Regions from separate parts of the Homo sapiens genome. Here all the other regions are linked to region 1. Evidence: chromatin loops called from intact Hi-C (ENCODE). Cell type or tissue: PC-3. All regions are shown on one strand. Links, peaks and the distances in the headings refer to the core of each region. The heading gives the core; the rest is flanking DNA.

Region 1 (10,652 bases), core at 1,349-9,348:
ATAATGTATTTCCAATACAGCTGTCCATAAACCCACATCTATACTCAGGCCCTCTAACAAGAATATTTCCTACCTTAGGAAGAATCTGAGAAAGTTATTTGTCGAGAAAAGTAACACAAAACCAGTATCCTAGTATTTTAACACATTGCCTCAATTTCCATAATGTCATATTACTTGAAAGTGAAAATAAACATTAGCTCAAGTTGTTAAGACATAAAATAAGAGAAATGTGATATAGTCCAGTAGGAAATCAGATTTGGAATTAGAACTATTATAATTTACCACCCCCCCCTCTTAAATTCCTCTTGTCTTTTTCTCCAATGCTCCTAAACATTGTTGCTAGTAACACCAACAGATGTTTTGCTTCTTCAGGTGAATAGTTTGGAGAGGAGAAGCTTGAGAATGGTTAAAAAGAAGGGAAGTGAAAAGTGTGGATAAATGGATGGGGTCAATGCCAACGATGTAGGCATTTCGAAATCAATCTAATGATTTCTGAAAAGCATTCAGAGACTGCTATATAAGCCTGAGAGGTATATCTATGTTTTGAGGGTCTTAACAAATTTGTAATTTTAGTCCTTTCTATACAAATTAGTGTTTCACCTTTCAAAACATCTTTAAACCCAGTAATAATCTCAATCGTGTATGCTCTATGTATTTCCTCTGTCAAAGAATACTTCCTCTTATTTCTACAACTCAACAACACTTAATTTCAGGATTCCATCCTCACATTGATCATCTCAACATAATCACTTTTTCTTAATTTTCCTCTCAGATTCAGTCCAAATATTCTTTTCTCAGGTGACTCCAACTGCTTTATTACAGTACCATCAAGGTTTTAGTAACTTCCTCTTCTTTATTTGTCTTTCACATGGTCTCAACTGCTTCCTTATATTCTCCCTCATGTCTCCAAAATAAAAAATGACATGAAATGAGACACAAAACTGGGAAGCACCTTTTACATTATACTGTATTACATAAATATTTTATTTCTATTATTCGCTCTCATGTTTTTGCTTCTTTCCACCCCATCTCACCCACACACCTACTTAGGACAATTTCTTCCAAACGCTTTCCTGCTAAAGGGCACTGCTTGCTACTTAGCAGGCATTTAATAAATATTCTTTCAGTGAATGATTTTTTTTTTTTGAGACAGGGCCTTGCTCTGTTGCCCAGGGTGGAGTGCAGTGGCACAATCATTGCTCACTGCAGCCTCAAAATCCTTGGTCCAAGCAATCCTCCCACCTCAGCCTCCCAAATAGCTAAGACTAGAGGCGCACACCACCATGCCTACCTAATTTTTGTTTTATTCTTTTTGTAGAGACAGGGTCTTGCTATGTTGCCCAGACTAGTCTCAAACTCCTGAGATCAAGCAATCCTCCCACTTTGGCCTCCCAAAGTGCTGAGATTGCAGGTGTGAGCCACTGTACCCAGCCGTGTGAATGATTTTAAGAGAATCCCCTAGACTCTATAATTCCTTCTAAAAAATTCCCAAAAAAGGGCCAAGCATTGTGGGTCATGCCTGTAATCCCAGCACTTTGGGAGGCTGAGTTGGGCAGATCACTTGAAGTCAGGAATTTGAGACCAGCGTGGCCAACATGGCAAAACCCCATCTCTACTAAAAATACAAAAATTAGCCTGGCGTGGTGGCGCATACCTGTAGTCCCAGCTACTCGGAAGGCTGAGGCAAGGGAATTGCTTGAACCCAGGAGGCAGAGGTTACAGAGAGCCAAGATCGCACCACTGTACTCCAGACTGGGCGACAGAGCAAGACTCCATCTTAAATAAATAAATTAATTTAATTAAATATAAATATAAATATAAATTTAAAAATTCCCAAAAAGACTTTCATGAAAGCTATCATGGAACTGTGTTACCCAACTACATGACCAAAAAGACCTAAAGAATCTAAGCAACTTTAATTTCTGGTTTTACAGATGAAGAAATGGAAACCCAGAGGCGTTAACTGACTTATCCAAAATCACACAGATGGTTAACGACAGAACCAGAATTAGAATCCAGGTCTTCGAACCTCTTTACTTTTGTGTACTATTGGTGGTATTGGATTTTTGGTTTTGTTCTTGCTTTGATTTAATTACTTTTTGCATTAATTTGGGGGGGTAGTTTATTTCTGATTTTAAAAATAGTATAGGCTCACCAAAGAAGATTTGGAAAGTAAAAAATGAACATAGAAAACTGCTAATTCACTTTTCAAGTACCACTGCCTCTCACATACCCTCACTCAACACAAACTATTTGTCCCAAAACTCTTCTTCATGGATTTATATAGCCCCATACTCAATGTTGGTCACCAAATACCATAATTTTTGTTGTTGTTGTTGTTGTTTTCTTTTTTTTTTTTTGAGACAGAGTCTCACTCTCACCCAGGCTGGAGTGCAGTGGCCCGATCATGGCTCACTGCAGCCTTGACCTCCCAGGCTCAAGTGATCCTCCCACCTCAGCCTCCCAAGTAGCTGGGACTACCGGTGCAGACCACCATGTCCAGCCAATTTTTGTATTTTTTGTAGAGATGGGGTTTTGCCACATTGCCCAGGCTGGTCTTGAACTCCTAAGTTCAAGCAATCTGCCCTCTGGCCTTCCAAAATGCAGGAATTACAGGCATGAGCTGCTGCGCCCAGCCAATACCAAAATTCTTAATTTTAGGTATCAACAAGCTTCCTGATGACACCAAGATTTAGAACGTTTCTATCATGGTATGTCAGAATTCAAGTACAAGTCATCTTCCTTTTCTCTGAGTGATGCCTTTCTCAGCTACATTATCTATGTTTAAAGAATACATGGAACTAGAAAACTGGCACACGCACAGCCACAAATCCAATGAAGTCCAGGCCAATTTATATCATTACCTACAATGCTGAAACATGATATATTTTGAGTATCTTAAAAACAAGTAGCTGAGGTAAGCAACTATAAACATATTTTTTTCCTTAAATTTTATGTATATGTTAGTATATGAATACCTAAGTCTGAATGACCTCTAGCTAATAAGTAGTAAAATTCTTGCAGAGTAGAAGAACTAGGCCGAATAAAATTGTGCTAACCAATATAGCAGCCACTAGCCACATATAACTACTGAGCACTTGGGAAATATGACTAGTCCTACCTAGTCAATAAATGGTGCTGGGAAAACTGGCTAACCATATGCAGAACGAAACTCGACCCCTACACCTTTCACCATATACAAAAATTAACTCAAAATGGATTAAGGACTTAAATGTAAGATCTCAAAACTATAAAAATTCTAGAATAAAACGTAGGAAATATCATTCTGGAATGCAATAAAATCAAAAGTTGACAAGTGGAACCTAATTAAACTAAAGCACTTCCGCACAGTGAAAGAAATTATCAACAGAGTAAACAGACAACCTACAGAATGGGAGAAAATATCTGCAAACTACACATCTGATGAAGGACTAATATCCAGAATCTAGAAGAAACTCAAACAAATCAACAAGAAAAAAACAACCCCATTAAAAAGCGGGCAAAGGACATGAGCAAACACTTCTCAAAAGAGGACATACAAGCAGTCAACAAGCCTATGAAAAAATGCTCACTATCACTAATCATCAGGGAAATGCAAATCAAAATCACAACGAGATACCATCGCACACCAGTCGGAATGAGTACTATTAAAAAGTCAAAAAATAACATGTTGGCAAGGTTGCAGAGAAAAAGGAACGCTCATACACTGATGATGGGATTGTAAATTAGTTCAGCCCCTATGTTAAGCAGTTTGGAGATTTCTCAAAGAACTAAAAATAGAATTACCATTTGACCCAGCAATTCCATTACCGGATATATACCCAAAGAAAAATAAATGGTTGTTCAACCAAAAAGACACCTGCACTCTCATGTTCATCATAGCACTATTCACAATAGGAAAGATATGGAATCAACCTTCAACAGTGGACTGGATAAAAAAAAAAAATGTGGAACATATACACCATGGAATACTATGCAGCATAAGAAGAATGAAATCACGTCCTTTGCAACGTGAATACAGCTGGAGGTCATTATCCTAACTGAATTAACACAGGAACAGAAAGCCAAATGCTGCATATTTTCACTTAAAAGTAGGAGCTAAACATTGGGTACACATGAACATAAAGATACGAACAATAAACACTGGGGACTTTAGAAGGGGGAAGCCAGGTGGCAAGGGTTGAAAAACTACCCACTGGATACTATGTTCACTATTTGGATAACAAGTTCAATTCGAAACCAAACCTCAGCATAGAGTGATATATTCATGTAACAAACCTGTACGTGGACTCCCTGAATCTATAATTTTAAAAAAAAAGCAGTATGACCAGTCCTTATTGAGATATGCTGTAAATATAAAATACACATGAGACTTCAAAGATGTAGTGTGAAAAAAAGAATCTAAAAATAGCTCATTTTTATATTGGTTACATGTTGAAATGATAATATTTTAGATATACTGAGTTAAAGAAAGTATATTATTAAAATTAATTTCAGACTGGGCACGGTGGCTCATGCCTATAATGGCAACACTTTGGGAGGCCAAGGTGGGCAGATCACCTGAGGTCAGGAGATCGACACCAGCCTGGCCAACATGGGAAAACCCCGTCTCTGCTAAAAATACAAAATTAGCCAGGCATGGTGGCATGCACCTGTAGTCCCAGCTACTCAGGAGGCTAAGGCAGGAGAATCGCTTAAACCTGGGAGGCAGAGGTTGCAGTGAGCAGAGATTGCACCATTGCACTCCAGTCTGGGTGACAAGAATGAAACTCCATCTCAAAAAAATTAATTAATTAATCAATTTCTTCTGTTTTTCACTTTTTTAAAATCTGGCTACTAGAAAATTTAAAATTACATATGTGTCCTACATTTGTGGTATCATATTTTTATTGGGGAGCACTAAAGTAAGACAATAAAGGAAACAAAGGGGACAAAGAAACACATCAAGAAACAAAGGGGAAAACTTTCCACTCCCTAGGCCCTGGAAGAGCCCAGAAACTTTCTGTGTTCACAAAAGAAACCTAATAATTCTCTGTTCTTCAATAACCCGACCTACAGCTTACTACCTCTGAACAAGAATTACAGGTTTATCTTAAAAGCACACTGATTTTTTACATCTTTATATATACCTAATATGCTTAGCCTAAACCTAAATTGTCATGAAAAAGGAAGAAAAAATAATAATGCTTTATTTTCTAATAGGAGATCTTCCTTTTTATTCAAAAGGAGACTTACTTCATGAGACTTTCTGCACCAAGCAGCTGTTCTTCCCAGTTAAGGACTCAAAAATTCCTGTTTCTCTCTTACATGATGGTTGACAATGTAAAAAATTAAACCAAATATAAAGGTGGCCTTTAGAAAGGCTTCTACTAAACAAGCAGTATTCCATGTTATTATGGCTCTGAGGCCTCTTATAAAAATTTTTAAAGGGTCATAACAGGTTTAAATTAATCCCATGGAAAGAATCTGACATTTTAAAAGGATCTGATGACTCAAAACATTCTTTTGGACTCTCCCAGCCTCTTCACTGGAAATGCACTCAGGACAGTCATACCAGTTGGGTTTCTTGTATGATGGCACAGATCAAGTACAAACTTGAAATGTGGAATAAGAAGAGTTATCATAGGTTCTCCTTGATCATCAAGTGTTTTGTTTTTGTTTGTTGAATTTTTTTGTTTTGGTTTGGTTGGGAAGGATGGTGGCATGTGTGTGTTTTACTTTTGCATTTGAGTGGAAGGGGTACTTAACAGCAAAACAATGACAGCCAAGTCTTCCAGTCCAGGAATTACCAGGAGCCTTATCAGAACCAGAAATTGCGTCTTTAGACAACGTTTATAGCCTCATAGAAGATACCAGGCTTCACTTTGTCAAGCTCTACTAAATTGGCCTGCCTGTCCCTACCACTGAGCAAAACATGAAAAAGCTAGAAACAGCAACACAAAGTCAAGAGCAGCCAGCCGCTCTAGGCAAGGAATTCTGATCTACTAAAGGTGAGTGTGGCACGCAGCCATAAGAAATGGGGTAGAATCAGTTTAAGCAAAAGAATCATCAGATAGTTGTATGATAGAGCACCCTAACTCCTTTGTGTAAAGCACTGTTGATAGTCAGGCCCAGATAACTCTTTTTTGGTTTGGTGGGTTGTTTTTTTTTTTTAACCCCAAACTCCTGGGCTCAAGTGATCCTCCTGCCTCTGCCTCCTGTGTAGCTGGGACTACAGGCACTTGCCACCAAGCCAAGCTAATCAGATAACTATTTATTGTGAGCAGCTCTTCTGTGAACTATAGAATATTTAGCAGCATCCCTGGCCTGTCTGCCACTAGATGCCAGTAGCAAGTCCTTACTCTTTCCCGCTTCAATCCTCTCTCAAGTGTCACAACCAGGTCTCTCCAGACATTGCCAAATTACCGCGCGCGCGTGTGTGTGTGCGTGTGTGTGGTGGGGGGAGGGGGAGGGGAGCAAAAGAACCCCTAGGTGAGAATCATTGGTAGAGAGCAAAAACACCAGAAACAGTTGTGACAGCAGCTAAATAAAGGCTGCTTACACTGTATCCAGTGTGACAAACTGTACTCAAGCTGTTAGTTTTGCACATGTGGCAAGACATATTTCTGACAAAATTTCTGATATTACTAAACATGAAGGATAACAATATAATGAAGTACTCTAGGAATATTAAACAGGTGAGCTTCAAATGACACAGGATTCTTAAATCACTGTGGAAGTGATGCTATCTGCCTCACTAACTAATTTAGCTTGTAAACTTTTAAAAATAAGATTAACCAGTAATGATGGTCAAGTATTCAGATGATGTTCCAACTCCTAAAGTCGGGTTACTTGTTCTTTTTAAAATTATAGCTTTAAATTTTAACTGTTTAAACTGTAGGAAGAAGGTATTCTCAAATACTCTACTAGAAATGTAAAACGCAACGTCTAAAGCAATTTAGCAGCACCTACCAAGGCTTTTATTTTTTACCCAGAATTCCACTTTTAAGAATGTATCCTATAGACATACTCCCCTATGTGAACACAGAGATATGTCTTAAGTAGCTCCCCACCAGCGTTGTTTACAACAGCAGTAAAATAAAAATGCTCCAGATGTTATCAATAAGAAAGTGGTCTTAAGTAAGTAACTACTTATTCATACCTTAGAAGACTGTACCGCCATTTATTTATTTATTTATTTATGAGACAGAGTCTCACTCTGTTGCCCAGGCTGGAGGGCAGTGACACATTCTCAGCTCACTACAACCTCTACCTCCTGGGTTTAAGCAATTCTCCTGCCTCAGCCTCCTGAGTAGCTGGGATTACAGGTGTGTACCACCACACTCGGCTAATTTTTTGTATTTTTAGTAGAGACAGAGTCTTACCAGGTTGGCCAGCCTGGTCTTGAACTCCTGACTTCAGGTGATCTGCCCCTATTAGCCTCCCAAAGTGCTGGGATTACAAGCGTGAGCCACCGCGCCCGGCTGTACAGCCATTTAAAAAAAAAAAAAAGACAACCAAAAAAAAATGACAAACTTTTCAGTAGGAAATGAAACATTCACAGAGGCCAACATGGTGGATCATGCCTGTAATCCCAGCATTTTGGGAGGCTGAGGTGGGTGGATTACTTGAGCTCACCAGTTCAAGACATGCCTGGACAACATGACAAAATCCCATCTCTACAAAAAATACAAAAACTAGCCAAGCATGGTGGTGCGTGCCTGTAGTTACCTAGCTACTTGGGAGGCTGAGATGGGAGGATGGCTTGAGCCCAGGGGGCGGAGGCTGCAATGAGCCAAGATCACGCCACTGCACACCAGGCTGAGCAATAGAGCCAGACCTTATCTCAAAAAACAAAAAGCAAAAACAAAAAGGCCAGGCATGGTGGCTCATGCCTGTAATCCCAGCATTTTGGAAGGCTGAGGCAGGCGGATCACTGGATGTCAGGAGTTGGAGACCAGCCTGGCTAACATGGTGAAACCCCGTATCTACTAAAAATACAAAAATTAGCTGGCCCAGAGGCATGCACCAGTAATCCCAGCTACTTGGGAGGCTGAGGCAGGACAATCACTTGAACCCGGGAGGAGGAGGTTGCAGTGAGCCAAGAACGCGCCACTGCACTCCAGCCTGGGTGACAGAGTGAGACTCTGTCTCAAAGACACACACACAAAAAAATTCATAAAAATATATATAGTGAGAGAGAAAGAGTACAGTACTATTTTTATAAAAATAAACATGTCTGGCCAGGCACGGTGGTTCACGCCTGAAATCCCAGCACTTTGGGAGGCTGAGACGGGCAGACCACTTGAGGTCAGGAGTTAAAGACCAGCCTGGCCAACATGGCAAAACCCCATCTCTACTAAAAATACAAAAAAAAAAAAAAAAATTAGCTGGGCAATGTGGTGACCTGTAATCCCAGCAACTAGGGAGGCTGAGGCAGGAGAACTGCTTGAACCCGGGAGGCAGAGGTTGCAGTGAGCTGAAATTGTGCCACTGCACTTCAGCCTGGGTGACAGTGCAAGGCTCCATTTAAAAAAATAAAGTAAAATAAACATGTCTACATATATGTATATGTAGACAAAAAAGTCTAAAAGAATATATACTAATTTCTTTTCTTTTTTTTTGGCAAGCATTTTTGGGGTTTTTTTGTTCATTTTTTCAAGAGAGGATCTCTCTCTGTAACCCAGGCTGGAGTGCAGTGGTGCAATCATGGCTCATTGCAGCCTCAACCTCCTGCGTGCAAATGATCCTCCTGCCTCAGCCTCCCAAGTAACTGAGAAAACAGGCATGTACCACCTTGCCCAGCTAGTTTCTTTGATTTTTGTAGAGACAAGGTTTCCCTATGTTGCCCGAGCTGGTCCCAACTCCTGGGCTCAAGCGATCCTCCCGCCTCAGCCTTTCATAAGCGCTGGGATTACAGGCGTGAGCCACCATGCCCAGCCAAGCATATGGTTAAGCCATCTACAGTATTTTTCAAGACCAAGACTTAAAAACAATTTGCACTGTTCATTTTACATATTAAGTGTTGAAGATTTTTTTTGTTAAATATCACTACTTCTATAAATCATGCTTTGTGGATTATTCTGCATCATACACTGGGATGTATTGGTGTTCACCGTTTATCCAGCAACATTATTCCAACACTGCTTGAGCCCTCAAGAGTGAGCCACTTGGCCAGGCACAGTGGCTCATGCCTGTAATCCCAGCACTTTGGGAGGCCAAGGCAGGCAGATCACCTGAGGTCAGCAGTTAGAGACCAGCCTGGCCAACATAGTAAAACCCTGTCTCTACAGGCTGAGGCACAAGAATCGCTTGAACCTGGGAGGCGGAGATTGCAATGAGCCAAGATCACGCCACTACACTCCAGCCCAGGCAACAGAGTAAGACTCTGTCTCAAAAAAAAAAAAAAAAGAGTGAGCCACTTAAGGCTTAATTAAATTTGCCAAACCAACCTCAAAGAGTTAAGAAACCTCATCCAGCTCGCCTCTTGAACCATAACCCATCAATAACTAAGAACATATACAGAGGGAAATAGTTCAATTTAGAACATTGTTTTAATAAGTGTTTACAAAGTGCTTAATAAACATGTAATTTATAGTTTAATTTAGCAGAATCTCATCATATGCAGTCAAATTTAAATGATTCTAATTTTCCTTTTCAATTTATTGATCTGAGTAATCAAAACTAATGGATGTGATTTTTCTTCTCCGACTTAAATCTTAAAAGAATAAGCAAAGAAGCCAAATGCCTGAAAGACTGACAGAAATAAAAATTAATAAAAATTAAAATCTCAATTCTAGATTTGGAATAACAAACTATTTTATCTGGGTACACAGTTTAAAAAAAAAAAAAGGTAGTTTTCCAAGAATTTTTCTGGTTCTAAAATACACAGGCAGAGACACACTTCAAATCAAAATGTCAGGCACTCACCATAATAGCTATGGCCTTTAAACCACCCCAGTACCCCTCCCCCTGCCCACAGCTCTAGCCAGTTTAACTGCTTTTAAATGGAACATTCTAAATTGCTAAAAATAAACTATCTCTATTTCCTCCTGCTTAAGTTTTCCCATTTTCCCATGACATTTTAACCTTTATTCAGGCAGTTATGATCACAAACATGCAATACCTATATGATACCATTTCTAACCATTTTATATACAGATGCATAAACGTATGACAGTATTTCCTTTCCCTTCAAAAAACAACATGGCAAAATAACTTGCAAGATCTCTAGCCAATTAAGAACCCTGGATCTGAAGACTGACTCCGTGGGATTTCATAAAACTTGGCTCCCCATCAAAAGGCCACAATTACTCTTTCTTGACTACAAGCATCATCTCTGGATTATCCACACCTCTTCCATCTCCAAAGATAACTAAAAAAATACAGGGTAACTAAATGAGTATAAAAACACATGAACCTGGCCAGGTGCAGTGGCTCCCCCCTGTAATTCTAGCACTTTGGGAGGCAGAGGTGGATCACCTGAGGTCAGGAGTTCGAGACCAGCCTGGTCAACATGGTGAAACCCGTCTCTACAAAAAACACAAAAATTAGCCGGACATGGTGGCACATGCCTGTAATCCCAGCTATTCAGGAGGCTGAGGCAGGAGAATCGCTTGAAACTGGGAGGCAGAGGTTGCAGTGAGCCAAGACTGTACCAGTGTGCTCCAGCC
Region 2 (10,652 bases), core at 1,527-9,526, 54 kb before region 1:
CTCGGCCTCCCATAGCATTGGGACTACAGGAGTGAGCCACTGTCTACAGTCATATTTAAAATAGGGGCTCTGTGGGTACAACATGGCACCAGTTGACTAGTGGGCTTGCCTATAGTGAGACTGGCTGGGCTAATTCCTTACCACCTGTTCATGCCCCTCCCTCCAGAACTCCCTTTTAAGTTTTGTCTTTAGGTCTTTTCTCTTGGGCTTGCCTGATTCTGCAGAGAAGAATCATCTAATCTCCTGGCTAGAGTGCATAAGGTATCTGGGAACTGAGTGGGTTTAGTCTCAATTCAACATAGTGTCCTACTTTCAGAAAGGTGCGCGCTGCTCTCAGCTGTGCGTAATGTCCCCAAGTCCAGATTCCCTCTAGTTTAGCCTCTCCAGAGAGTAAAGCTTCAGTGTTCTGCTGGGATTTGAGAGAGCAGTTACATAGCTACCTGGTTTTGGGAGAATGGGAGAAAAGGAATTCTGGCTACTTCTTATACAGACTTTCCAGCGAATCTCCTGTTTCGCCCCCATGCACCCTTCCTTTGAGAGGTTATCTTTCTGAAGTTCCTCGGAGTTGTGCATGTGACTTGCCCTGTCTTGACTTTCCTTGCTGCTGCTTTGGGTTCAGCTTTCTCTGATGGACCAAGGTAGTAACCACTGTTCATTTGCTTTCTAGCTTCCAAAATGTTAATTTTGAGATCTCTCTATTTTGCTTTGTTCTTGTGGGTTTTATTTCCTTTCAGTAATAACTTTTTCATTTCAGTAATTGTGGGGAGATTTTAGGGAATAAAAGTAAACATATGCATGGGTTCAATATACCCTATTTACTCAAAAGTTAGTGATTATTTCCTATTAAGTTATTTCTTCCATTCTCCAGTAACTTCTGCTAATTCAAGTAATTTAATTTGCTTATGCAAAAAAAATCAGTCTCTTTTTAGTGGGGAAGAGTCCAGTATAACAGCAAAAAAACAAACAAACAAACAAAAAATGGCAGATACTCTAATCTTAGCCAAAATAAACTGAGAGATCTTCACAAGAGTTTCTTTCTCAGAATTAGCACCAACTACATTAGTGGGTCTTAGTATAAAATAAAATAGAAAAATAAAGCATGTTCAGGATCTGGGAATACTGAATGCAAAATTCAAATGAACGCCTCCAAGTCATGATTTCATCCAGTGAAGAAGTACACAACCTCCCCAAAAAGAAAAATAAAGGTCAGCACTAGAGGTAGAACAAGTCCCAGCCCTTAGTATGCTGCTCTCCTCTCAATACTCAGTCCCCTATCACCTTTTCCACTACGACCTCTGTGTCCAGGGCACATGGATATCCTTAATTTCTTTACTTCCAGTTACATATAGAGCAGTTTTGACATCTCACTATCATCTCAAATTCAGGCTGGTCAAAACCAATTTCACTCTCATTGGACTCCATTTATCTCTCAAAGAGAATTCTCCTCCCACCTCCCCATTCTTTCAAGAAGTTCACTATTTTTTTAACCCTTTGGAGTTTTTGTTAACTCTTCTCCTTTATCTGCTATATACAATTTGTCAACAAGTCATTTTATTTATTACTTCAAAATGTCTCTTTGGTGCTCATGATGGTATTACTTTTAATAGTGGAAATTTGGAAACTGTTTAAATATCCCAAATTGGAAAATCAGTTAAGTAAACAATGGTACATCCACATAATGGAGTGTTAGGAACCATCAGAATTATGCTTTTAAAAGATTATTTAATTACAGGAGAGTATGTTTACATCATAATGATAATGTATATATAGTAAGATTAGAAAAAAAGGTTTAACAAGGAAAAACAGGAAAGAGCAAAAGGGGAATTTTCTGGGGAGATGACAATGTTCCAGATCTCATTTGGGGTGATGACTATACAAGTATATATAATTGCTAAATTCATTGAACGTTCATTGCCTAAGATCTGTTCTTCAAATTTTATTACAAGTTAAGTATATCTAAATTTTTTAAAGGGAAAAAAGTCATATTAAAAAAAAAGCAGACTAGGAGCAGACTGGCCAAAATGTGGGTAATGATTGAATTTAAATACCGAAACTATGGGTGATTCTTTTTTTTGATAAGGGTGGAGAAAAAAAACGGAAGATGGTGAGTTCTTTACATATTCTTAATTTCCTCTTCCTCTGCAATCATCTGACAAACCTAAGACAACAGCCCTCTGCCACAGGCCATCCTGGGTTATATCTGCCAGCCTAATCTTCCTTAAAGGAGCACAGACTTTCTTCATAGGGTCTGGAGAAAGAAAAGTAAGAATATAGTTTCATTTCACCTCCTGTTCAAAAATCCTTACAACTCCCTGCTCGCCATCTACAAGATTAAGTCTAACCTCCTCTGCTTAATTTGCCACACCCTCTCTAATCTAAACTCATCCCTGCCTCTCTCCACCTTACTGCCCACAAATTCTGACCATGAACCCTCCGCTTCCATTCGGCTCCTATTTCAAGATCAAACTTTGCTCAAAATAGGAGGCAACTTTTTACCTGCTGAAATGGTGACAGCAATGTTAAAATAATTATCTCTAGAGTCTGTTATCCTCACACAAAACCATCACAGGGAAATGATATTTCACACAGAGATGACTGTATTGTACTCGCTCCAAAATTGGAAATGTAGCAGTGAGTCCAAAAGTGAACATTGTTGATATTAAATCTTAGAATCCAAAAATAGACGTGTAAACATTGCAATAGTCATAGTGCTTACTGTGTATAAATCAGTGCAGGCCCTCGTACCGCCTGGGTTGGCCTCAAGCACTCCCGCCCCACACAGGCTAACCATGTGATACCAAGGCTTTGCTGCATTTCACCATCTGGGGACTGTGGGTCCTAAGTCCTAGAAGGTTACTAAAACTGAATTGAGTGTTTTCTGTAAAAGCCACAGTGCACAAGTTGATAAAACAATACCAACATAAGGCTTTTTTGAGAACACAAATTCTAAACATCTGCTATGAGGACTTCATGGTTCCAAATCAGCTAATGCTCAAACAAAAATTAAGCCTCTTGAATTGCGAATTTTTAAAAAAGCATACACAAAACATTTGAGGCTCCTGATGTGTGTTTCTGACTACTAGGTATGTGTTATTAATTGAAATCACAAAAAATAAACAAGAAACACAGCCAAAACTAACTGTCACTGTCTCTTATACTCTGTGTCTATGTGCACGTCTCTGTGTGTGTCTGTGACCTTTCATTAGCAAAACAAAGCCCTGAGCTAGTTGGTGAGTAATTAAAACACACCTGACCTACATATAACCATAACCATATAACCATATTTAGCACATATAACCATAGGTTCTGTCCATAAACTAACATTCCTCCTTATCCCAAAACTACTGCTTCATAATGAATTAAGTGTGATATGCCACTCCAGGGGAAGACAGGACAGCCAGCCCTCCCCGTTGACAGTGACACATAGCTGGCTTCATCTTAGTTCCTCTGAAGGAAACCAAGAGAAGGATCTAGGGGCAGGAACTGACCACCAACCCTGTAAGCTTACATTTTAAATGTGCTTTAAACACCACTGCCTTCTGATTATTTTATTGCTGAAACAACTGTCAGAGGCATTTGAACCTGAGCAACTCCATCTTGAACAGGGGCTGGGTAAAATAAGGCTGAGACCTGCTGGGCTGCATTCCCAGTAAGTTAAGGTATTTTTAGTCACAGGATGAAATAGGAAGTCAGCACAAGATACAGGTCATAAAGACCTTACTGATAAAACAGGATGCATAAAGAAGGCAACCAAAACCCACCAAAACCAAGATGGCAAGGAGAGTGACCTCTGGTCGTCCTCACCGCTACACCATGGTACTACATGGTACCACATACCAACGCCATGGCAGTTTACAAATGCCATGGCAATGTCAAGAAGTTACCCTATATGGTCTAAAAGGGAGAGGAACCCTCAGTTCGGGAACTACCTATCTCTTTCCCAGAAAACTCATGAATAATCCACCCCTTATTTAGAATATAATCAAGAAGTAACCATAAAAATGGATGACTATTTTTATGCCTATGGACTAGCCCTTCTTTTATTCCTTTGCTTTCTTAATAAACTTGCTTTCACTTTACTCTATGGACTCACCCCAAATTCTTTCTTACATGAGATCCAAGAACCCTCTCTTGGGGTCTGGGTCAGGACCCCTTTCCGGTAACACAACTACTCTCACTTTACAGAATAGGATATAACACATTTTGCACTTTGTTATTAAGGGCAGCACAAATACAAAACTTAATTTTCCAACAGTTTCTCTATTGTCTACAATTTTTTTTTAATCTGTCTAAGAGAAAAAAGCCAGAAATCTCTGAAAATGAAGTGGCCTGCCTTATTCCAGAGAGTGGTCTATCCTATTCTCATAAAGCCCTTACCTTCTGCAGGAAGGCCAATTCCACAGTATTTCAAAGTAGCCCATTTAGCACCTAACATTATCCTCCCAAGACCCCACTCCCTACCTTTCTGAAAAGTATAGAAACATCATATTTTCCAATAGAACTTCCTTGTCCATTTTGTCAAAAAAATACACTTGCTCTCCAACTTAGCAAATAATTATAACCAGCCTGATTTTTACTGAGAAATGTCTTTCCTTGTGTGTGCCACTCCTGACCCTCCTCACCATGACCCCACCAGCTGTCCCTCTCCACTACTTGGCCAACCCTCACCTCTCTCTACTCATCACAGAAATGGCATTTCTACTCTATAGTCTAGTGTCTTTGCACCATTTTTCAGAGGCAACTTGCTCCTGAGAAGTCACTGAATAGCATATTTCTTCTTGTTTTCCTACAGATCAAGTTTGGCTTTAAATACTGGTCAGCAGCCAACTGCCTCCTGGAAATGACCTGCTCATTGTCTGCTTGCCAGATTCTTGCCTCAGGCACTCCTGTCTCTGTGAATTCCACATTGAGGACACTCATTTTCTCAGCTTTTTCCTGCTCATCATGCACCACTGTGGTGTAACCAGCTTCCTCCAAACAATCAGCCAATAAATCCCTCTCTTTCATTTCTGTGTCTCCTCAGTAGAGAGACAGCCAAATCATACAAACTAACACCAAGAGCTGGGATTATCCAAGACCCACTTGCACATGCCACAAGCAAGATTTCACACTTTGTCATCCATGTGCTTAATAGATTTCCCAGAAGCATTGCTTATACCTTTAAACCACATTTTCAGCTTCAAGGTTAAATTAAAAGGTGGGAGAAAAGAGAAACCAAAACTTGAATGCAGTACTGTAACTTATCCTGCAAAATTCTGCTGCCAGCCACTGGGGGGAGGGGTAGAGACAGGGGGAGTATACTCATTACAGTGAGATATTATTGGATATATCAGTGCTAGACAAGTCACAGCTGTCAAACAATTTTAAGTATATTAAAAACTCTGAACAACCTTTAAAGCAGTTAAGCCAGAAGGACTACAGCTTGTAAATGAAGCAAATAGCAATCTCGAGTAGCTCAGTGGCTTCCTGAGTAAAAACCCTCTCTTTAGCACATTTAAATTAAAACTAAACACTTTAAAATCCTTGTCAGATTCCTTAAGAGAGAATGATTGCGGAGAGAAATGCTAAATTATTACTAGAGTTGGGGACGTGAATATGCAAGTATATCAGGAATTCATTTAGATGAACTTAGGGCAGTATATATATAAATGTATATATAACTATAAACACAGGGGCATATGCAGTTTCACAGGCAGTTCTCCCAAAAAAAAAAGGTATGAAAATAAAACTTCATAGAGAGTTTGAAATCAATAGTCAGACAAAAGATATGGAAAGTCATCTGAAAAAGACAAAAAAAAGCTTTCAGGTTAGCAAGACTTCATTGTAACCAGAAAAATGTATTAACCAATATAGACAGGTTAAGTCTACTGGGGTGCTAGAGATGGTACCATGAATAATGATAATAATGATATGGTGACTTTAACAATGCTTACCACAGTGCTAAGCACTGTTCATAAATTAATTTTCAAAACAACCTTATAGAGTTATAGTATAATAACAAGCTTAGAGGGATGAGACTCACCTGGGATCACATAGTTCAGTAAGTGGCCAGACTGGGTCCTGGTCTGTTTTTTTTTTTTGTTTTTGTTTTTGTTTCTGTTTTTTGAGACGGAGTTTTGCTCTTGTTGCCCAGGCTAGAGTGCAATGGCACGATCTCGGCTCACAACAACCTCCACCTCCCAGGTTCAAGCCATTCTCCTGCCTCAGCCTCCACAGTAGCTGGGATTACAGGCATGCGCCACCAGGCCTGGCTAATTTTGTATTTTTAGTAGAGACGGGGTTTCTCCGTGTTGGTCAGGCTGGTCTCGAACTCCGGACCTCAGGTGATCCACCCTCCTCGGCCTCCCAAAGTGCTGGGATTACAGGCGTGAGCCACCGCGCCCAGCCGGGTTCTGGTCTGTTTGTCTATGCCACTGACCCAGGAAGGACAGTAAAAAGGAAAAGCAGGCTGTACACACATAAGTGCTTCCAAGGATTAGGATGTCCATCATGGAGATGGAGGGATGTTTGAATCATCTAATTAACTCCCCTTGCTCTGAATTCAGGCTAACCAACCAACCTAAGGATTCCTTGGCAGCTCGCATAGCTTGCCTGCAGGGAGAGAAGGCACAGTTCAAATACACACAAACAGCTATCCACTGAGCAGTGCCCTTCTCACTCTGAATTCATACACTGGCACTTTCAATTTCCATATACGTTTTCTGTGGGTCCTACCAATTCAACACAAACAGGGCTGCAAGGTGGGGCCCCTCTATGATGCACAGGTAAGGTATCGCCACGCCAATGTTACCACATAAGGAGCACCAACGGGCAGAGGAGCCTGATTTTTGGAACTTCTAAGGGTGGGGCAGAGAGAGAAGTGGAGTGGGAAAGCACATGAACTCAGGGGACTGCTATCTGGGTGGAAGAGAGAGAGGGGTGTTCTGAAATACACGGCCTTCCTCCTGGGCTCCTCCTCACCTCCTCAATCACTATTTACTTTTCCAGACTGGGAATAAGTGGTAGGGTAGAGAGAAAAATTGAGAAGCAGCGTTAACAATTCAAGAATAACACAAAGGGAGTGTAAAGCTACTATATAGGGCAGCAGAAGTGGTAGGAGAGAGGGAGTGAAGAAGAAACTGTTCTTAAGCAAAAAAAAAAAAAATGAACATTTAACCCCAGAGCATACTATGTGGTCTGGCCTTGTCAGAAGCAGCAAAATACAGGGAAGGGCTTAAATCAAAGGCTTTTTTACTTTTTTAGAAGAGCTCAAGAAACAAACATAGCACAGAGGCAAGACTCCAACTTTTAGGGGTTTTAGACCTCATTCCTATTGGAAAGAATAATTCCAGGAAAGCATTATGGCTTAGCATCTAAGAGCATGGGTTCTGGGCCGGGTGCAGTGGCTCACGCCCGTAATCCCAGCACTTTGGGAGGCCGAGGCAGGCGCATCATGAGCTCAGGGAATCGAGACCATCCTGGCTAACACAGTGAAACTCCGTCTCTACTAAAAAATACAAAAAAAAAAAAAAAATTAGCTGGGCGTGGTGGCAGGCACCTGTAGTCCCAGCTACTCGGGAGGCTGAGGCAGGAGAATGGCGTGAGCCCGGGAGGCGGAGCTTGCAGTGAGCCGAGATCGCGCCACTGCACTCCAGCCTGGGCAACAGAGCGAGACTCCATCTCAAAAAAAAAAAAAAAAAAAGAGTATGGGTTCTGGAACCAGATCACCAAGGTTCAAATCTCAATCACCCAGGTGAGTGGCTTTGGACAAGTTTCTTAACCTCTCTCTTCCTTTACCTTATCTACAAAATGGTATCTATTAGATACTACCTATGTCACAGGTGGTTCTCATTCAATGTGAAGATTGAATTAACTCATATATTGTTCCTGCAGATTTTTATGCAGGTAACAATAGAAGGCATACGGGTGCTGGCCATCTTCTTTCATTAGTACACACCTTTGTGAAGAGACTCTAAGGATTAAGTATATGGCCACAAGTCTAAATCGTGTAACTTTACAACAACCTACCTAAATTCACACCATATAAAACAAAAAATCTGAACAGTCAGACATGTATTTAAGATACTGAGTTCACTACCAAAAGCCTTCCCACAGAGAAACTCTAGCCCAAATGGTTTCACTGGTGAAATCATTCTAACAACTTCATTTTTCATCTTTAGTTACTGCCAGAAATGGGGGGACCCCGTTCCTTTCCAATCTTGTACTCTCCAAGTGAGCAGCATCCAGCATAGATATTTAGTGCACACAGGGTAAAATCGCGCTTAAACCATTTTTGAGTCACATGTACCTTTGAAAATTTAAGCAAAAGCAAGTTATTTTCTCCTATAAAAATACATAGAACACAGCAGGGCGCGGTGGTTCACGCCTGTAATCCCAGCACTTTGGGAGGCCGAGGCGGGCAGATCATGAGGTCAGGAGATTGAGACCATCCTGGCTAACATGGTGAAACACCGTCTCTACTAAAACACAAAAAATTACTCGGGTGTGGTGGCGGGCACCTGTAGTCCCAGCTACTCGGGAGGCTGAGGCAGGAGAACGCCATGAACCTGGGAGGTGGAGCTTGCCGTGAGCCAAGATCGCGCCACTGCACTCCAGCCTGGGCCACAGAGCAAGACTCCGTCTAAAAAAAAAAAAAAAAAATACACAGAATACACAAAATTTTGCAGTTAACCTAAGAGGGTTCAGTGACCCCAAGAAATCCATCTATGGGCACCCCAAGCTGCTAAATCAATACTGTTAAATGAGCTTTAACTGGATTAGCACAGTTAAATTGTGGGAATTGAGGAAGTACAGACCAGTTTCCCTACCCTTTGAAAAATTACGAATGCTAACAAACTGTTCCTAACCTTGAGCAGTAAGTTCCTCCTGATTTCATTCTACAAATGTCTTTGGGAGATCTCATTATCATATCCTTAAATTTTTTCCTTTGTACCAAGGAATTCTTTAATTTCTAATCTAATTCTCAGGTCTTCTTTTACGCTTATCCTATCCTTCAAATTTCCCACCAGCTTCAGTTATTAAGTGTGCTTCTCAGATATCACTCATTTCTCTTCCATTATGTATAATTCTAATATTATAAACAGTCCACCCTCACCCACCCACCCCCAATGGCTCTTTTGCTATTAATGCATATCTACAAATCTTATCTCCTTTGGATCTAAAGAGTCACCTCCAAGGCAAATTCTGGCCAGGATGTATACAGTAGTCCCCGTCCTATCTGTGGTTTGACTTCCCATGGTTTCAGTCACCCATGGAATAAGTACAATAAGACATTTTGAGAGAGAGACAGAGAGAGAGACACAGAGAGAGAAGGAAGAGGGAGACCACATTTACGTAACTTTTACTACAGTATATTGTTATAGCTATTCTATTTTACTGTTATTGTTAATCTCTTACTGTGACTAATTTATAAATTAAACTTTATCATAGGTATATATGTATAGGGGAAAACATAGGATATACGTATGGGATTCAGTACTATCCACAGTTTCAGGCATCCCTGGGGTCTTGTAACATATCCCCATGGTTAAGGGGGGACTATCATGGTTATATTCTTTATCAGATGCAGGAAGATGAAAAATGGAAATTTCATATTTCCCCCCGGCAGTTATCATTCCAAAGCTACTTTTAGATAGTTGTTCTTTTATTAAAAGAAACTCTCTGCCCTTCAGCTAATAATGTAGCGAGGTTAACCAAGCACTACTAAGAGTACATGTCGGCAGACTCTGAGAGATTTAATTGCAACTTCATAATTTTCTACAATGTCATATTATTGTATTAAGAGGCTAACCAGAGCTCTGGTTTCCAGTTAAATCAAAGAATGTATAAAAAAAAATAAAGCACTTAGATAACCAAGTGACAGGTTATAATTTGAGAGTAGGAAAAAACAAAGCTAATAGTGGCCAAGAAACAACGTAACGAACTCAAAGAAAGACCTCAACAGCAAGGAAGGAAAAACCAGTGAATATATTTTATCTTAAAACTAAATTAACTTTGGAAAATTACATATTCTACCATTTGAGGTATAAGCAGAGATTGAGAATTGAAGCAGACTTTGAAACCAAGAAAAGCCAAGTCCTAGAGACAAAATAAAAATAATAACAGCAAATGATCAGTGTGACAAGGTTGAACACTTTTTGTAGGAGAGAAGTGACAGGATTTTACTCTAATGAAGACAGTACACCCAAGGTGCGAGCAATTATCTACAGCCGTCATCTCAACCTCTTGATTTTTTAATCTACTCTTCAACCCACTAGCTCCCACCTGTACCACTGCACTGAAACAATGATTCACTGGTATCATCTAGAGTTCCATCATTGTTCTTTTCCTCCCCTGCCCTACTCCCATTCTGATAACTACCAATTTCCACCTCCTACTTTCCACATCTAGGTCTCCCATAAGAACCTCAACATTAACTCATCGAAAACCAACTCCTCAGCTTCCATCCAAAGCCTGCTCTCCCTACTCCCCAACAGCAGCACCACACCACAAACTACCCAACTGCCAAAGCTATCCGAGACTCCTTCCTCTCTCACACTCCAAAAGTTCACATAAATGCTAACAAGCAGCATCAATTTTACCTCCTAGGTGAATCTCAAATGTTCCTTTCCTCTCCTTCTCTACTTCCATGCCTGCAGTTCGCTTAGGCCCTC
Region 3 (10,652 bases), core at 1,819-9,818, 88 kb before region 1:
CTGATTTTCAACAAGAATGGTCAATAAACCATGAAAAGTGCTCTATTTTATTGATCATTACAGAAAAGCAAACCCTGGCTCACGCCTGTAATCCTAGCACTTTTGGAGGCCGAGGGGGTAGATCACGAGGTCAGGGGTTTGAGATCAGCCTGGCCAACATGGTGAAATCCTGTCTCCACTAAAAATACAAAAATTAGCCAGGCGTGCTGGCACATGCCTGTAATCCCAGGTATTCGGGAGGCTGAGGCAGAAGAATTGCTTGAACCTGGGAGGTGGAGTTTGCAGTGAGCCGAGATCGCGCTGCTGCACTACAGCCTAGGCAACAGAGGAAGACTCCATCTCAGAAAAAAAGAAAAGAAAAGAAAACCCAACCAACAAAGAGATACTCATTGGATGGCTATAATGAAAAAGAGGGATAATAAAAAGTGTTGGCGAGGATATGGAGAAACTGGAACCCTCATACATTGTTGGTAAGAATGTAAAATGGTGCAGCTATTTCAGAAAACAGTTTGGCAGTTCCTTAAATCTCCCACAGAGTTACTATATGACTAAGCGATTCCACTTTCATGTATATATCCAGCAGAACCGAAAACACATGTCCACACAAAAACTTGTACACAGATGTTCATGGGAGCAATATTCATAATAGCTAAAAACTGAAACAACCCAAATATCCGTCAACTGATAAACAAAATGGGATGCCATGGAATATTATTCAGCCATAAAAAGGAACAAAGTAACTGATACATGTTACAACATCAATGAATCTTTCAAACATCATGCTAAGTAAGTAAAAGAAACCAGACACAGAAGGCCATACAATGTATGACTCCATTTATGTGAAATAAGCAGAATAGGCAAATCCATAGTGACAGAAAGTAGAATGGGGAGTGGCTACTAATAGGTCTGGATTTCTTTCTTTTTTTTTTTTTTTTTTTTTTTTTTTTTTTTGAGACAGAGTCTTGCTCTGTCACTAGGCTGGAGTGCAGTGGCGCTATCTCGGCTTACTGAAACCTCCGCCTTCCGGGTTCAAGCGATTCTCCTGCTTCAGCCTCCTGTGGGTCTGGATTTCTTTGAGGGATGATAAAAACATCCTGCAATGATACTGTGGTGATGGTTGCATGACTCTGTAAACATACTAAAAACCACTAAATTGGAAACTTTAAAATGGTGAATTTTATGGTGTATGAATTACAACACAATAAATCTGCTACCTTTACAAAAAGTCAGTGTGCAAGTTCCTCTGGCTGAAGAACAAACTTGGAAATTGGTTTGAATGTTACTGAGTTGTTTTTTTTAACATTCATCATCATTGCAATAAAGCAAAATTCAGTTCTAGTGTCTTTACAGCAAAACATTTCAAGAGCACATAACACACAAATTAGACTACCATCGTCATCAAAAAGGCTATCCAGATATATGTAAGTTTGACCTCAGGTGATTTAGACATGAGGTTGACACTGACAGCAGAATAAAAACCTCATGGTCAATAATCGAATGTGCTTTTGTTCGGTGTTTTAATTTGAATAAAAGACAAGAGTTATGGACCAAAAAAAGGCCCCTCAAACATGGCAGGAAACGCAAACTAAAGGATGGTCTTCAAAAATAGGTAGAGACAGGACACAATTTTTAGCTACATAATGCCATCCACCATCCATCTATCATTCATTCATCTGTTCATTTTAAAAATGAGTATTTCAAGTAAATATTTATGGTGTGCTTATTAAAAGCCAGCCAGTGGGCGAGCTGTCAGGGATACAATGATAAGCAAGACAGATACAGTCTTTGCTTTCTCAGAGCCTATTCTAATGGGGAATACAAACAAGTAAATAAACAGCATGTTAAGTAGTTCAGGATGTTGTATAAATACACAGCAGACACATCTACTGTATTTGGAAGAAGTGGAGTGATCAGCAAAGGCTTCTAAAGGAAGAGACATCCAGGCTGACCGATGAAGAAATGAGGAGTTAGAAGTGGGATATGAGTGCTCCTCACAGGTTCAATAGTACATGCTTTTCCTAGCAGCCTATCCAAACAGAAGATGTTGTTAACTACAGCTCTCTGCCCATTCAGCAATACAATAAATACATACGTACTGAGTTCTTTCTATGTGCCAGCGATGGTCCTCATTGCTGGACATACACATTGTTGAACAATTTTGGAGCCCATCAGGGGAGGTAATGGGCAAGTTAATACATTTCCACAGGAAAACATTCTATCTAGGAAAGAAAGGCATGTGGCCCCAACCAGCCAAAAAAAAAAGGCCCCATATAGACTCAGTATCTCTTTATCTATAACATGTTCCAAATGACATAAGACCTCTAATCCACCTACCCAATCCACCCATCCACCCATTCCCATTCCAAGGTTAATAGAAATAATTAACCTTGTAAGTTTTATTTTTTAAATTTCGTTTCTACTTTTAAGTGTTTCAAAAGGCTTTAATGAATAACTTGTAACCAACATAAGAGAAGGTTTGAGGGTGTGTAGTATTAGCAAAACTTGAATCAACCTTCCTTGTATACTGTTAATCTTGAGTTTAATGAATACACAATAATTAAGCAAGAAATGTTTGATGTTTTCATTAGGCTCTCAACAAAATGCATTGCCGAGTGCCTAACTTTAGATATTTACAAAGCCACAAATATTAAATGTATCATATTCTATGAGAAAGATGAATTGCAGTATTAAACTATTTTTCTGCTTCTCTGTAGAGAACATGCTTTTGATGATTTTATGATGTATGAGAGAGAAATATAATAGTGCACAGGCCAAAACAAGGGGGGGTAGGATGAACTCTGATGAGCTCTGATTTCCAAAACAAAATAATATGAGTGTGCTTAGTCATATCTATAGTCCCAATCACTCCCACACAAAAAAGAAATATAATCCCACACCTGTAAATGCCTAAGTGGACTGTGCCATCCCTAATATAACAGGTAGCTTGTAGTCAAAGAAAAGAAGTTAAGAAGCTGGAGCGTTTCCAAGGTGATTACAGAGCAAAGACAGACCTGTCAACATACTAACTCCAGGTTTACAAAAACCAGCCTTCTTGAAGCTCACAAATAGGGTTAAACTACATAGTGATTTAGCCAAATAACCTTTCTTTGAACTTCATAAATCTACAATGAAATGAGAAGAGTGAAATGAAAAAGGGCTGTAAGGGTCTTCCAGCTAGGCAGGGGGATTGAACCTCTCTCCTCTTGAATCCTCCCTAAAATGACAGTGAAAGAATAAGAATAGAAGAAAGCCTTGGCATAGACAGGACTGGAGAGAAAATTTAGACTTATTTGTAGACTTCTCAAAGATGGAAGTGGATGACAAGAGGTAACTATCTTAAGTTTCCTCTTTCTCCAGTCTGCTAAGTGTTTTTCCATTCTGCAAGCAGGGAAGAAAGCCAACGAGAAGCAGGCCAGTTCACACCACGGAACCCTTACAAGGCTTAAAAACTAAAGGCACCAGATATATTTGATGGTAAGGGTGTGAGAAATAGCTAAAAACAGGAGGACTGGTTGAAAGTCTGTAGAAGACCCCCCAGATCCCTATCCCATGTGGTGTATTGATGATTTACAATGTAAGTCTGGAGAGAATGAGTAAGTATCTAATCTTGGAGACATCATACACGTTAAGTAAAGCACTTATTGGAAATAATGGGATGAAATAAAACTCTGCATACCTAAAAGTGACATATTTGCCAGCTTTCTTCCCTGACCAGGCTCCCAATTCTGTATAAGTCAGAAGATCAGAAAGTCCCTTTTGGAAGAAACTGACAGCCTCAAGAGGAAAGACCTACAGATATGCTAACAGCTGAGGGTTTCCTAATGAAATGGCAAGGTCCCTGACCAGTTATGCCATTCAAAGTCACCAGTTGCCAAGTGTCACCATGCAAATATAAACACACATGTGCACACGGTAACATACACAAGTTCTAAGCAACTTTTCGGTAGACTAACATGTAATTATGACTATGAAGTCAAAGATCACCAGATATTTTAACATAAAAGACCACAACAAACAATTATAAGGAACTCAGAGGAAACAGGCACAATGCTAGGAGTACCAAAAAAAATTGCAAGAAGGAAACTATTAACATCTTCAAAGATAAACAAATATGCTGGATCCTTGAAATAAAACAGTGCTATTATTCAGGTGGATATTCAGGAAATTTTTTAAAAGCTTTTAGAAGTTCAACATATAATAAATAAAAATTTTAGCAGAAGCACTAGAACATTAAAATGAGCAACTCTACCCCAGAGCATATAACCAAAAAACAGAGATAATATATAGAAGAAGATTTTAAAAACCAGAAGATCCAATACATAATAGCAATCCAGAAAGACATGGAGACAGAAAAACAGAAAATGAAGAGAAGGAAATTATCTGAAGAATAATTCAATTCAATTTCCAACAAAAAAAAAGTCATCAATGTCAATATAGATATGGTCCATTAAGTGTTCTGCACAATAAATGAACAAAGATCCACACCAAAGCACATCACTTTCTGGATGTGGAGACAAAGAGAAGATCTCAAAGAAGATACAAAGAAGACAGGTCATTATAAAGGATAAGGCATTCACCTGGTGCAGGCCTTCTTAATACCCACACTGGAAGCTGGAAAACAATGGATCAATTCCTTAAAACATCTGGGAAAGTTCCAAATTTACACTTAGCCAAAATGTCAATAAAGTATGTAGGCAGGCAGGGCACAGTGGCTCACGCCTGTAATCCCAGCACTTTGGAAGACGAAGGCGGGCTGATCACTTGAGGTCAGAAATTTGAGACCAACATGGGCTAACATGGTGAAACCCTGTCTCTACTGAAAATACAAAAATTAGTCTGGCGTGGTGGCATACACCTGTAATCCCAGCAGCTGGAAGTTGCAGTGAGCCAAGATCGTGCCACTACACTCCAGCCTGGGCGACAAAGCGAGAGTCTGTCTCAAAAAAAAAAAAAAAAAAAAAAATGTAGGCAGAATAAAGACGTTTTCAGACAAGTGATCTCAGAACACTTACATCCCATTCATGCTTTCTTAGGAAGAATCTAGAAGATATGCTCCACCAAAGAAGAAGTTAAACAAGCAAAGACACAGTCTAGAAGGGCACCAAAGGGAAGTGCTGGGATGACTGTGTGGATGGCCCAGAGTGCCAATTAGAGCAGGATGACCAGGGCTCCAGGAAGAAGGTCTCCAAGAAAAAAAAAAAAAAAGTAACTGATAGACTAGTTGATATGTGGGCCATACTGAGAAGGGCTGTATGGTTACTCTCAGAGAATTAAAGCACACACTAGTGATGAATACACAGGAAAGCAAGTAAAAAAATAAGGCACCTATTTTCCAGGGTTAAAAAAAGAAAAAAAAAAGCTCTACAAGAAAACAAATGTAATTATGTGCCTTGGAATGAACAACATGTATACAATAGTACTCATCTATCATGTGATTCATTCAAATTTTGTGATATAACAAATGTAGAGAGGGAGTTATAGTGGGAGATACATAATGGCTTACAGTAGGAAGTCAATAGACATAAATAAAATCTAAAATCACAAGTTAAAAAATAGCAGTATAAGCATGCTGTTTAGAAATATGGAAATAAATATACAGAAACAACTGGAAGACTTAAGTGTGGTTACTTCTAGGAAATAGGACTCTGGTTTGGAGAAAGATGAGGCAAGAGACTGCTATTTTTCATTAAAAATCATATAAACATATTGGAATTTTAAAAGTAGGCATTATCAAAACTATTTTTAAAAGTCATTAAGAGCAAAAGGTTTCGAGCAAAACAACCCAGTTGCTCTCTGCTATAATAAAGAATTACCCTGCCCTATTCCATGTAAAGTAAGATTTTAGAGAACATCAGAATTCTTCAAATAGATAACCGATAAAATTGGTATTCTAAATGTTTTCATCCAAAGTGCCACAGAGCACTAAAATCAGATGTCCACATTTCTGGCTTTGTTTGCAACTTTCTCCTACTACCTGAAAACTATCTTCCTCATACTTTCACCTTGGCCAAATACAGAGAAAACAGCCCAGAACAAAGAAACCAGAGCCAAAGGTAGTCTGACTCCAGTGAATCAGAACGACTCAAGGGATGCACTGTATAAAATGAAGCAACCTATGGGGCAAATACTGAGAAAGGACAATGGGGACAAGGCATCAAAAGGTTGCGATCACAAGCTTCTGGCAATTCTGACTCCAAGACTCCTATGGAAATTCAATACAAAACTTTCGAAAGTGTAAGGCGTACAAATATGAACAACTCCACCAAGTCACACGCTTTTATTTTCCTCCATTTAATTTCAAGCATTCTTTCCACAAACCAAAGAAGTCCATTTTTTTCCCCTTGAGCATACTATCTATTTCAAGACAACCTTGTGATTTAAATTTTTAAGACAACCTATTTGGTCAGCAATTCAAGAAAGAGCTATTGTGCTAAATAATGATGCACTTAGTGGGAAGCAGGCAGGGACTAGCTACATAATTTGTGGGGCCTAGTGCAAAATAAACATGCGGTGGTCCCTGCTCAAAAAGTATTAAGAGTTTCAAGACAGCAAGAGCAGAGCACTAAACCAAGCACAGGGCCCTTCTAAGCACAGGGCCCAGCACAACTGCACAAATTATACAACCAGGAAGCTGGCTCTGAATGCAGGAGTCAGAGCAATAAAGCCCTTTTTACAAGATTTTTGAGTTATACACTGGACAGGACAGGATGAAGTGATGTTAACTGGTAATTGGCAATGGCTATCTCATAAAATTCCAGGTAGAAATAAATGCTCCCAACACTTACTTGCTATAGGCTGTGAGAGAGAAATGTAAACATTTTGACATATTCAAGGAACTCGTTTGGAAAATAGTTCTTTGTATTGGAGCTGAGATTCAAGGCCTTGTGGAATTTATTTCAGTTTAGAACTAAAATTTTTTTAATAGGTTGGTTTGTGTCATGTCCAATTTGTCTTGAGTTTTTAAAAACACAATAACAAAAGGTCACTTTTAAGGACAGGCTGAATGATTTGCATGATCTGCATAATTTACATGATAATTACAGTACCTTTCAGCTAAATATAACAGCAAATGTGAAGTACAAATTACTAAATAGCAATCTCCAGCAGTACATATGTTTACGGGGATACTTGAATAGTATGTCTCTCAGCAACCACTGACTGTTTTTCAGATTTGCAGAGTAGTTGAAAGTAATCTTTAGAAATATGTTGCTAAACTCTTGCCACAATAATCCACCCAATGAAATAATCGAAGTATTGCTAATTCATTTAGGTCTAAAGAAGGGGTTGGGGGATCATAAAGAAACCATTTTCCCAACCATCCCAATACAGATGAAAATTATCTTTATTAAGAATAGACAAAATTGTTCCATAAAGCCTAGGCAAGTCTACATAGTCATAGCTCTAGAAGGCAGTTAACCAAGTTACTTAAGTCTGAAATCAACATTACCACAGACAAAAGTGCACTATGCAATGAATGGACTATCTTTGATAAATCTCTAACAGCTTTCTTGTCCAAACACTTAAGTGAGTACACAAAAAATGCTACAGGTTATGTAAATCTAGATTTAATAAAAATCACACTGAAATTCAAGTGAGCCAGTCATACTATTCTAGAATAAAAAACAACAAAACCCTTCAAACAAAAACATTCAAAACCCTTGAATGAAAAACGACAGACTGTTGGCCAGGCGCAGTGACTCACGCCTGTAATCCCAGCACTTTGGGAGGCCGAGGCGGGCAGATCACGAGGTCAGGAGTTCAAGACCAGCCTGCCCAACATGGTGAAACCTCATCTCTACTAAAAATACAAAAAATTAGCCAGGCATACTGGTGCATGCTTGTAGTCCCACCTATTCAGGAGACTGAGACAGAAGAATCACTTGAACCCGGGAGGCGGAGGTTGCCGTGAGCCGAGATCGAGCCACTGCAATCCAGCCTGGGTGACAGAGCTAGACTTCATCTCAAAAAAAAAAAAAAAAGAAAAAGAAAAACAACAGACTGTTTTGTCTGGCTCTACCAAAATATGGCTTTCCAGCTTCTCTTGAAAAGCCAAAAGATCTAGCAATACTTGGCTCACTTACCTAGAGACCAACCGTTACTGGGAGCGGATTGGCAGCAGGATCCAAGCTCTCTAAATCGCCACAGTTTCCATCACTCCTTTGGTCATACCAACACTACTTAATCATGTACCATTTGTCTGTCCTCTGTAAAGATTTAAATGGGCTATCCCTGGTTTTCACACATTATAAATTATACGTTCCTGGCACTAATAAACATTTATGTTCAACACTGATTGGAGGAAATCAGTTGGCAAAGTGGAACTGAAGAGAATCCAGAGACACAGGAAACCCATGTAACATCTTAAGAGAACCCAACAGCCTGTGAAGAACCATATACGTAGAGTTGAATGGATACCAATGATTTTTAGAATAAGAGTTGGATTTCAAATAATTCATAACATGCTAGGTAAGACATGACAGGCTAACACTATATGATTTCATGGACTGAAGCTATTAAAGAAAACAGAGCTTAAGAAAGTTCTCAAAACAAGAATCCTAATAAAAATATTAGTGACACCACCAGCATAACGTTTACTGAATATGAACCATGTGTTGGGAATACTTCTGAGAGTTTGTATAGGTATTTAGTTGTTAAATCTCCACAACAACCTTACAATGTGATTATGATATTTTGCATCTACTTTCTAGATGAGGAAACTGAGGCACACAGTAGTTATGTCACTTGTCCAAGGTCGAATACAAAAAAAATGGCAGAGCCCGAATTCAAATCAGTCTGTACACTTAACCACCAATCTATACTGCTTCCTGATAAGGAAGAAAAATTCAAGGTATTGAAAAAGGCACTTGAGGCAACACAGGAAGCTTTCATTTGAGCTTTAGATTTTCAAAGGGCAGATACAAATGGTGAAAGGAAGGAAGCAACGAATACTGGGCATAAAAGAATGGTGCTATCATACAAAAATAGTCTTAGGAAGGCTAATGCACAAAATCAGCTGAGGTTTATGAAAAATGCAAGGCAATAAAATGAGAATGTACTTGCAGATGAAATTTTTTATTCTTATTGATTACAACATATATGCTTATTTTTTTTATATAAAAAATAGAGATATCTAAAAAATAGGAAGTGAAGATCATCACACATAATCACCCCCTTCCAGCCAATTAACAACAATTTGGTAGAACTCCTTTCAAAATTGTTAATGCATATTGCTATAGTCTGAATGTGTCCCCCAAAATTCGTGTGATAAAAATTTAATCTCCAATGAAACAGTGTTGGGAAGTAAGGCCTTTTGGTGTTGAGGTCATAAGGGCTCTGCCCTCATAAATAGATTAATGCCACTATGAAAGGGGATTTGGGACATGGGTTCACTCTCTCTCATCCTTCTGCCTTCCACCATGTGAGGGCACACCCAGTAAGATGACACTCGTTAGATGCCAGCACCTCGATCTTGAACTTCCCAGCCTCCAGAACTGTAAGAAATAAACTTCTGTTCTTTATAAATTACCCAGTCTGAGGCATTTTGTTAAAGCAGCACAAAAGAACTAAGACAAAAATACTAACATTATTTTTCCCTAAAATAACAGATACAGGCTCAAAAATTATACTGTTCTATAACAATGCATGTTTCACCTAAAATAGATCATTGAGTAGGTCTATCACATTCTTTTTACAAACTGATGAATATTTCACTATATGAATGTCCACAGTACAATTACCTCCTACTAAGGAACTTTGAAGTTATTTTCCAATTTTCTAATAATTATTAGCAATGGTGCATTCAATAACCTTTGTATATATATCTTTTGTACATATCTGATTATTTCTCACAGAATTGTTGGGTCTAAATTTAAGTTGATAGAATACTATCGGTTTTCTCTTCAGGACAATTATGCCAATTTAACGTATATGTGTATATAGCCATCTATTCATATATTTATTCATTCGTTTATTTGGTACATCTTCTTATGGGTTTTATGGCACGCTCAGCAGGGTCATCTCCACCTAAGGCGCTATTATGTTCCATTCTACTGTTCCAAAGCCATACTGTTTTAATTAACTTACCTTTTCCTTTGTAGTATATTATTTAATAAGTACCATATCATTAGTCATCTTTTTCAAAAATTTATTTCATAACTCTAAACGTTTCAAGTTTTTAAAAAACTAATTTTAATTAGAACTGCACTAATGTATAAATAATTTGGAGATTATATAGACATCTTTCTGATGGTGAGTCTTTCCATCTAGCAATATGCTACATTTCTGCATTTATTCAAGCCTTCTTCAACTTTCATATATATTTTTAAAATTCTATTTCAAAAAATGAAGATTTTAAAATTAATACTGGAAGCCAGGCACAGTGACTCGCCTGTATTGCCAGCACTTTGGGAGGCCAAGGTGGGCAGATCACTTGAGTCCAGGAGTTCAAGAGCAGCCTGGCCAACATGGTGAAACCACGTCTCTACCAAAAATACAAAAATTAGGGCCGGGCTTGGTGGCTCATGCCTGTAATTCCAGCACTTTGGGAGGCCGAGGCAGGTGGATCACCTGAGGTTGGGAGTTTAAGACCAGCCTGACCAACATGGAGAAACCCCGTTACTACTAAAAATACAAAAAATTAGCCAGCCGTAGTG

What was found. Peaks named below come from ENCODE experiments on the same cell type or tissue, not always from the same donor. Only the 100,000 strongest peaks of a DNase experiment are listed, where the experiment ranks them.
Region 2: a loop joins it to region 1, with 2.4 times the contacts of the local background. A loop is called at or near these places in 4 of 110 quality-filtered maps.
Region 3: a loop joins it to region 1, with 2.7 times the contacts of the local background. A loop is called at or near these places in 2 of 110 quality-filtered maps.

Annotation. Positions count from the first base shown.
Region 1 is chr14:63,487,070-63,497,721 of GRCh38, forward strand. The region is part of intron 2 of PPP2R5E (protein phosphatase 2 regulatory subunit B'epsilon); the gene reads right to left. Among named protein-coding and RNA genes, the nearest start is that of PPP2R5E, 51 kb to the right of the region's middle. In PC-3, for the core only: a CTCF peak has its summit at 6,305 (motif pointing right); a DNase peak (open chromatin) is centred at 5,522; H3K27ac peaks cover 1,727 bases.
Region 2 is chr14:63,433,287-63,443,938 of GRCh38, forward strand. The region is part of intron 3 of PPP2R5E (protein phosphatase 2 regulatory subunit B'epsilon); the gene reads right to left. Among named protein-coding and RNA genes, the nearest start is that of PPP2R5E, 100 kb to the right of the region's middle. RefSeq lists a silencer at 4,725-5,019. In PC-3, for the core only: CTCF peaks have their summits at 5,274 (motif pointing right) and 5,477; a DNase peak (open chromatin) is centred at 4,895; H3K4me3 peaks cover 1,013 bases; H3K27ac peaks cover 1,736 bases.
Region 3 is chr14:63,398,448-63,409,099 of GRCh38, forward strand. All of the region lies in intron 5 of PPP2R5E (protein phosphatase 2 regulatory subunit B'epsilon), which reads right to left. Among named protein-coding and RNA genes, the nearest start is that of GPHB5, 85 kb to the left of the region's middle. In PC-3, for the core only: no CTCF peak of the experiment used is centred there; no DNase peak of the experiment used is centred there; H3K27ac peaks cover 596 bases.